2 separate regions of the Homo sapiens genome follow, and region 2 is linked to region 1. A link is an interaction called in ENCODE POLR2A ChIA-PET data of the cell type or tissue named here. Cell type or tissue: PC-3. All regions are shown on one strand. Links, peaks and the distances in the headings refer to the core of each region. The heading gives the core; the rest is flanking DNA. Region 1 has its middle 34 kb from the start of ADAM11. Region 2 overlaps GFAP (glial fibrillary acidic protein).

Evidence for each region. Peaks named below come from ENCODE experiments on the same cell type or tissue, not always from the same donor. Only the 100,000 strongest peaks of a DNase experiment are listed, where the experiment ranks them.
Region 2: POLR2A ChIA-PET joins it to region 1 with 9 read pairs; 5 of 35 experiments call an interaction of 5 or more read pairs at or near these places.

The regions. Positions count from the first base shown.
Region 1 is chr17:44,791,285-44,795,665 of GRCh38, reverse strand. It overlaps a transcript of GJC1 not described here. Among named protein-coding and RNA genes, the nearest start is that of ADAM11, 34 kb to the right of the region's middle. In PC-3, for the core only: no CTCF peak of the experiment used is centred there; a DNase peak (open chromatin) is centred at 575; H3K27ac peaks cover 1,186 bases.
Region 2 is chr17:44,907,745-44,912,125 of GRCh38, reverse strand. GFAP (glial fibrillary acidic protein) reads left to right here. Exons shown (of 9, transcript NM_002055.5): 5 at 329-454; 6 at 670-890; 7 at 1,468-1,511; 8 at 3,977-4,062. Among named protein-coding and RNA genes, the nearest start is that of GFAP, 5.6 kb to the left of the region's middle. RefSeq lists a silencer at 551-620 and an enhancer at 831-940. In PC-3, for the core only: a CTCF peak has its summit at 866 (motif pointing left); a DNase peak (open chromatin) is centred at 2,335; H3K4me3 peaks cover 235 bases; H3K27ac peaks cover 1,614 bases.

The DNA of each region.
Region 1 (4,381 bases), core at 248-4,247:
CCATCTGTATGCTCACCTAGAAGTTTGAGGTTTGAGCAGCAGGGCACTGAAGAAGTGAGCCACTCTCCCATTGCACACCCTGCAAGGGGACAAGGGAACTTTTCCTGTTTCATCATGAAATAATGGATTTAGTGGCCGGGAGGGGTGGCTCGCGCCAGTAATCCCAGCACTTTAGGAGGCTGAGTCGGGTGGATCACGAGGTCAGGAGTTCCAAGACCAGCCTGGCCAAGATGGTGAAACCCCGTCTCTACTAAAAATACAAAAATTAGCTGGGCGCAGTGGAAGGCGCCTGTAATCCCAGCTACTCGGGAGGCTGAGGCAAGAGAATTGTTTGAATCTGGGGCAGGAGGGCAGAGGTTGCAGTGAGTCAAGATCGCACCACTGCACTCCAGCCTGGGTAACAGAGTGAGACTCCATCTCAAAATAAATAAATAAAATACGCATTTAGCACTTCGGGATCATGACTATGACTAGGCCCATGTGAAAAGAATCATCTCACCTTGTATGTAAGCAAGAGTTGGTGTCATTACTTAGATATTTCTCCTTCCTACAGTTAATGACATCTTGGAGGAACTTAGAAACAGGAAGTGACTCAGGATTGGGAAGCACCAGAAAAAGAGCTGCTGACATGACATGGTGACAAGCATTCTTTGTCAATTGACTTTTTCTCCCGCCCCCTGGATCCTAAGGAAACGGCACAGCATTTCCTTGCCCTGCCCTTGACGTGCTATGCCTACTCTAAGCTAGATAGGGGCTTCTGAAAGAAAAACCTAAGGAAGCCCCCTGCTCATGCCTGGAGGAAAGAACTGCCGACTTTGTCTTTGCCCTCAGCCAAACCGCCACAAGTATCTTTGTCTGCCTGGCTCTCCTGGGGCCATCACAGAGGGCTGGGGATGCTGACAGCCGTAAACTCCAGGCGAGGCAGAACCAAGCAGCTGTTCATAAGCGATTTCAGTGCATGTCCAGTGACCCGAATGGGACCCGACCATGGGGAAAATGATACAGAACTAGATCGCTTTCTTTAAATTTTATTTTTAGTTTGTGTACTCCTATGGAAGTGTAATTTTATCTTTGTGCTGGGAACACTGAAAAGCACTGACGGGGAGCTCCTTTGGCCTGGCCCATTTTTCTGAAAGCACGTTGCAGCTGTGGCTTCTGCCCAGCAGGCAGAGACTGATGTTAGATCCTGTACCCAGCTGCTGCTGGGAGAAGGGACAGACTCAGCTTCTGACTGCAGGGGCATCTGCAGGAAGATCGGGGAAACTGAAGACACTTTTAACTGCAAAAGCCCTAGAAACAGTAAGTGCAAATTGTTCCGTGGATTGTTGACTTCACATTCAAACCATCGGGAAGTGATCGAGACTGGAAGCGTCGACAAGGATCCGCAGGGTCTGGGACCAGAGACCAGCTTGTGATCCTGCTGTGGAGTGCTAGGGGTCTGCTCTGGGGAGGGGGCTTTGGCCTAGAAGAGACATGGTACAGGGTGGGAACTGTTACAGTCATGCAACACTTAACATCAGGTGATTCTGTCATTGTACAAATATAGAAAGAACTCACACTAACCCATACAGCGTAGCCTACTACACACGCAGGCTCTATAGCCTATTGCTCCTAGGCTACAAACACATCCAGTGTGTGTCTATACTGAATGCTGTAGACAATGGCAACACAATGGTATTTATATATCTAGACATATCTAAACAAAAGGTACAGTGAAAGATAAAATATATACAGTATAAAAGATTTTTTTAAAAAGCTGGGTGTGGTGGCACACTCCTGTAATCCCAGCACTTTGGGAGTCCTGAGGTGGGAGGATCACTTCATCCCAGGAGTTCGAGACGAGCCTGGGCAACATGGCGAAAACCCATCTTGACAAAAAATACAAAAATTAGCCGGGTGTGGTGGTGGGCGCCTGTAATCCCAGCTATTCAGGAGACTGAGGCGTGAGAATCGCTTGAACCCGGGGGGCGGAGGTTGCAGTGAGCCAAGATCATGCCACTGCACTCTAGCCTGAGTGACAGAGTGAGACATTCTGTCTTTTTTTTTTTTTTTTTGAGACGGAGTTTCGCTCTTGTTGCCCAGGCTGGAGTGCAATGACGCGATCTCAGCTCACCTCAACCTCCGCCTCCCGGGTTCAAGCAATTCTCCTGCCTCAGCTTCCCGAGTAGCTGAGATTACAGGCACGCGCCACCACACCCAGCTAATTTTGTATTTTTAGTAGAGACGGGATTTCTCCATGTTGGTCAGGCTGGTCTCGAACTCCCGACCACAGTTGATCCGCCTGCCTGGGCCTCTCAAAATCCTGGAATTACAGGCTTGAGCCACTGTACCCGGCAACATTCTGTCTTAAAAAAAAAAAACACGGGCCGGGCTCAGTGGCTCACGCCTGTCATCCCAGCACTTTGGGAGGCCGAGGCAGGCGAATCACGAGACAGATCACCTGGGCAAGAGAGGGAGACTCCATCTCAAAAAAAGAAAAAAAGAAAATTAAGTCCCCCCCATGCTCCCGAGTCTTCTTACTCCTCATAGGTGACCACTGTTCAGTCTACCGTTTCTTCCCAGAAATATGTGCACATACAAGCATATACATATGTCTACTCTTTGCTTAGCAAACCATTTATTCAGCCAAATTACAATTGTTGTCTTTGATAAAGCAGGCTACAGACCTCCAGATCCTAAATTGGTGGCACCAAAATTAGAGAACTTACTTTGTCTTGAAGAGAACACTTGCAAATTGACCAGGAACCCCTACTGCCAGTGTACATGAATTAGACTTCCATAAAGATTATAACTTAGGTGCCAGAATACACATTTTGAAATGAATGTAGGCCATCTAAAGGCATTTTTAGCTTCTAAACATTAACTTTATGGGGGCATAATTTACAGACAATAAATATACCTGCTTACAGTACATAGAGTTCAATTAGTTTTTGTTTTGTTTTGTTTTGTTTTGTTTTGTTTTGTTTTGAGAAAGGGTCTTGCTCTGTTACTCAGGCAGAAGTGCAGTAGCATGATCATAGCTCACTGCAGCCTGGATCTCCTGGGCTCAAGTGATCCTCCCACCTCAGCCTCCCAAGCAGCTAGGACTACAGGCACATGCCACTACATCCGGCTAATTTTTAAATTTTTCTGTGGATATGGGGTTCTCACTGTGTTGCCCAGGCTGGTCTTGAATTCCTGGGTTCAAGTGATTCTCTTGTCTCAGCATCCCAAAGTGTTGAGATTACAAGTGTGAGTCACTGCACCCAGCTGACTTTTTTTTTTCCCACTGTAAATACCATTGCCTTCTTTTGAGGGGGTTATTCTGAGTTTTAATTACTTATTGTTTTCTGGTTATGAAGATACTACAAGTTCCTTATTTTAAAATAGAGACAATTCAGAAAATAAAGAGAAACCAAAAGACATCAATAATTGCTCCATCCCTCAAAAAAAAAAAAATTTGGCATTATTAGCATTGTCTTTTTAAAAGCATATATGTGGCCGGGCATGGCGGCTCATGCTTATAATCCTAACATTTTGGGAGGCCAAGGCAGGAGGATAGTTTAAGGCCGGGAGTTCAAGACCAGCCTGGGCAACACAGCAATTCTCCCATTTCCACACACACACACAGTTTAGGCCGGGCCGGGCGTGGTGGCTCATGCCTGTAATCCCAGCACTTTGGGAGGCCAAGACGGGCGGGTCACGGGGTCAGGAGATTGAGACCATCCTGGCTAACACGGTGAGACCCCGTCTCTACTAAAAATACAAAAAAAAAAAAAAAATTAACCAGGTGTGGTGGTGGGTGCTTGTAGTCCCAGCTGCTCGGGAGGCTGAGGCAGGAGAATGGCGTGCACCCGGGAGGCAGAGCTTGCCGTGAGCCAAGATCGCGCCACTGCACTCCAGCCTGGGTGACAGAGCAAGACTTCACCTCCAAAAAAAAAAAAAAAATTTAGGCCGGGCATGGTGGCTCATGCCTATAATCTCAGCACTTTGGGAGGCTGAGGCGGGTGAATCACCTAAGTTCAGGAATTCAAGACCAGCCTGGCCAACATGGCGAAACCCCATCTCTACTAAAAATACAAAAATTGGCTGGGCGTGGTGGCACACACCTGTGATCCCGGCTACTCGGGAGGCTGAGACAGCAGAATTGCTTGAACCCAGGAAACAGGTTGCAGTGAGCCAAGACTACGCCACTGCACTCCAGCCTGGGCAATAAAGCAAGACCTTGTCACATACACACAAAAAATTGGCCAGGTGCGGTGGCTCATGCCTGTAATCCCAGCACTTTGGGGGGCTGAGGCAGGCGGATCACGAGGTCAGGAGATCAAGACCATCCTGGCTAACATGGTGAAACCCCATCTCTACCAAAAATACAAAAAAATTAGCTGGGCGTGGTGGCGGG
Region 2 (4,381 bases), core at 189-4,188, 120 kb before region 1:
AAACAAAAAAACAAAAACACACAAAACACCCAGGCCTCCGCTCGCCTAAGACGACAGCGTTCAGTCCCGCAGATGCAGCTGTCAGTGTGGAAGGTTCTGGATTCTGTGGCACTGTTCATTCATTCGCTTGCTGACCAGGTGTTGTGCTAGGTGCTGAGGTCTGGCAGCCCGCTACCCTGCCCGCATCCATGGGTCACAGTTGTTGGGAAAAGTCCCAGCCAGGGCCAACGTCCTGGGGTTAACTGGGGTGCTGCTCACCTCCCTGATTTCCCAGAGCCCGTGCCTGCCCATGGGCCCACACAGCCCCCCATATGTGTCCCCCACCTAGTTTGCAGACCTGACAGACGCTGCTGCCCGCAACGCGGAGCTGCTCCGCCAGGCCAAGCACGAAGCCAACGACTACCGGCGCCAGTTGCAGTCCTTGACCTGCGACCTGGAGTCTCTGCGCGGCACGGTGAGCGCGGCCAGGGCAGGACGGGGACGGGCGGAGCAGGGACGGCCACCCCAGGAGATGCCAGGGGAGAAGGGCCAGGGACGAGGACCTGGGTCGAGGGCGGGGCCTGAACGTTACCCCCGGGCTAGAGGCGGGGCCTGGGGCCGGGGGCCGGGCCTCGAAACCTCCCCAAGTCGGGTCGGGGCTCCGCGGGACCGGCCGGCTCCATCCCACAGAACGAGTCCCTGGAGAGGCAGATGCGCGAGCAGGAGGAGCGGCACGTGCGGGAGGCGGCCAGTTATCAGGAGGCGCTGGCGCGGCTGGAGGAAGAGGGGCAGAGCCTCAAGGACGAGATGGCCCGCCACTTGCAGGAGTACCAGGACCTGCTCAATGTCAAGCTGGCCCTGGACATCGAGATCGCCACCTACAGGAAGCTGCTAGAGGGCGAGGAGAACCGGTGAGCCCTCATCACAGCCCCTGGGGAAGTCTCCCTGCTGCCTCACGGTAGAGCTCATCTTGCTCCCTTCAGGGACTGAGTCTTTTTCAGCCTTGTGTGCAGATCCCTTCCCACCTCAATGCCCAGCACAGTGCCTGCCTCACACATAGCAGGCAGTCACTAGATGTTTGATGACTGAATGGATGGATGGATTCAACCAATATTGATTAGGCCTCAAGGCCAAGGACTTGGGTCACCCTCCAAACTAAGAGGCATACTCCCCATCTTCCCAGCCAAGATTGGACTCCTCACCTCACCCATCTCTTCTGCCTCCTTGGAACTTTCTTCACCACTTTCCCCTCCCTTTTCCATCTTCCTTCAGATAGACATGCGCCCCTCCCAGATAACACTCAAGCCCCTTGCAGACGTTTGGAACTCCAGATAGCACGTTGGCTGCTGGGGAAAAAGCTAGGAGATGGAGTTAGACTTTCCTGGCAAGGAAAAGGGCGTTCAAGTTGTCATGATGGCCCCGCACCAAGACCCAGCCTAGGGGTGTCCCAGGCAGCCCGGGCAGCCCTCTCCCTCTGCTTTCTTTCAGGATCACCATTCCCGTGCAGACCTTCTCCAACCTGCAGATTCGAGGTCAGTACAGCAGGGCCTCGTGGGAAGGGCACTGGAGTCCTGCCCCCTCCTCCAGGGCCTGTAGGTTGCTCCAGACTGGGACTGAGGATCAGGGCAAAGGGATCCAGCTCTCCCTGGGGGCCTTCGTGACACTGCAGCGCTCCTAGCCAGAGCCTATCATACCAGGGTACTTCTAGGTGGGGCTTGCAGCTGCCCCTGTCCTGCTAGGCCCTGGTCCCTCTTCCCCTCCCTGCACCCCATTCGACAGCAGAACTGGGTGAGAGCTTGACATCTGCCCTGTCTGCAGATCCCTGAGCAAGCACTGCCCTTCTGAGTGTTTTCTGTTTTTGTTTTTTTAACTGCTTGTCACTACAGGGGGCAAAAGCACCAAAGACGGGGAAAATCACAAGGTCACAAGATATCTCAAAAGCCTCACAATACGAGTTATACCAATACAGGCTCACCAGATTGTAAATGGAACGCCGCCGGCTCGCGGTTAGCTGCCTGCCTCTCAGACACGGCGCTTTGCCCAGCTTGACAGGGAGTGAGCCTCACCCACCCCATCCTCCCAATCCCCCTGAGTTCCCTCTTCCCAGGCTTCCCCTAAAGGGCCTGGACTGCGTCATTTTCCCAGGAACTGCAGTGCCCAGCCCAGGACGTGGTACAGAGTAACTGTACATTAAACTGGCAGAGCTTGTTAGTGGTAAAGGTGGTGAGTCCTTGGGTGCGCAGTGGAGCTGCTCTGGGGCCTCTGAGCAAGCAGCAGCCTCTGTCTCACCTCTTCCTGTCACTGGGAGGGCCCCTTGGGTCTCGCTGTGCCTGGACGCCAGGCTCTCTGCTTTATTCTTTCATCCCTGAGGCTCCATCGCTCAGCTCAGTGCTGACTCAGTTCAGAGGATTCTTCCCTCAGGACCGCAGCTCTTGCAGTGAATAAAGTTTTATGTTCCCTGCTCTTAATGTTAAATATTAGTGAATGTGACGTGTTATATTTTTCTCTCTCGGGCGGGGCGGGGGGAGGGGGGAGCTAAATTACTTTTTACTTGCATTGGCCCTGAAATGATTCTTAGCTAAGGAACAAAATTCCTCTTCTTCTGGACTAGAATATTTAGGACCACTAGATATGCATGTCTCAGGACTTAATTCAGCATCAGAAAGGCTAACCAGGCTGACTAGTAGAGGTAATACTGCCAAATCCTAGATAGTCACAGGTCACTAAAGCACAGATAAATGGCAGAGAGAAGTAGGAAAGAGGAAAGGGGACAGGAAAGGGACCTATGTGTATTGAGCACTAATATGTGCCACATGTTTAACAGCCTTTATTTTAGTTAATTGTCTCCTCTCTCCCACCTAGAGAAGTAGGCCCCATCATCCTTATTTTACAGATGAGGAAACTGAGGCTGGGAGAGGTCAATTAACTTGCCCAGAGTCATGTGGCTGGTTGGTGGCTAAGTTGGGACTTCTTGAGCTCTGGTCTCCTGATCCTTCCTTCCTTCCTTCCTTCTTTTCTTCCTTCCTTCCTTCTTTCCTTCCTTCCTTCGGCAGAGCGTCCCTCTGTCACTCAGGCTGGAATGCAGTAGTGCAATCTTGGCTCACTGCAACCTCCACCTCCCAGGTTCAAGCAATTCTCGTGCCTCAGACTCCCGAGTAAGGGGATTACAGGTGCGAGCCACCACACCTGGCTAATCTTTCTTTTTCTTTCTTTCTTTCTTTCTTCCTTCCTTCCTTCCTTCCTTCCTTTCTCTTTCCTGCTTGCTTGCTTGCTTGCTTGCCTGCTTTCGACGGAGTCTTACTCTGTTGCTCAGGCTGGAGTGCAGTGGCACGATCGCAGCTTACTGCAACCTCCGCCTCCCAGGTTCAAGTGATTCTCCTCTCTCAGCCTCCTGAGTAGCTGGGACTACAGGCACCTGTCACCATGCCTGACTAATTTTTGTATTTTTAGTAGAGACAGGGTTTCACCATATTAGTCAGGCTGGTCTCAAACTCCTGACCTCAGGCGATCCACCTGCCTCGGCCTCCCAAAGTGCTGGGATTACAGGTGTGAGCCACCATGCCTGGCCTATTTTTTGTATTTTTAGTAGAGGTTTCACTATGTTGGCCAGGCTGGTCTCGAACTCCTGGCGTCAGGTGATCCACCTGCCTCAGCCTCCCAAAATGATGGCATTATAGGTGTGAGCCACCGCACCCCTCCTGGTCTCCTGATTTCAATACCGTGCTGGGTTTTCAGAAAGCCAGGTGCCAGGCCAGGGCTTGCAGAGGGGCTGAAATGAAGCCAGGCCAGAAGACAGAGCAGCCAGGACTCTGGCAGCAGCACTATTGGGATTTGGGGGCTCTCCAGCCCGTTTGGAAGAGCCTAGGCTCTCTCTGCTCGGTTGCATAGGTTCTCATACTCATGATGGGGAGGGGGGTGCGATGGGGAAGCCGGGCATGGGAGAGGATGGCTCATGCCCTGAAAGTCCATGAGAGGCCTCCTCTCCCCACATCTGCAGAAACCAGCCTGGACACCAAGTCTGTGTCAGAAGGCCACCTCAAGAGGAACATCGTGGTGAAGACCGTGGAGATGCGGGATGGAGAGGTAAGGAGGGATTTGGGCCCAGTCAGGCTCTGGCTGGCCCCAGGGATTCTCAAGGCCAGGCCATGGAGGAAAGCCTGGGGCTGGCACATAGAAGGTTCCCAGCAACTCCCAGTAGCTCCCCAGGGAATTCTGGAGGAGAGCAAGGAAACTGAATGTAATTCCGTTTCCTCAGTCCCTCCATAGGCTGTTCTAAGGGGAGCCTTGGTACCAAAGCCACTAGATGGGATCCTAATACACACTCTCTCTTTCTCACCCTCAAACTCGGGGGCCTTGCTTGCCAGGGAGAGAAAGAGAATTAAAGTTAGTAGCTTTCACTTCC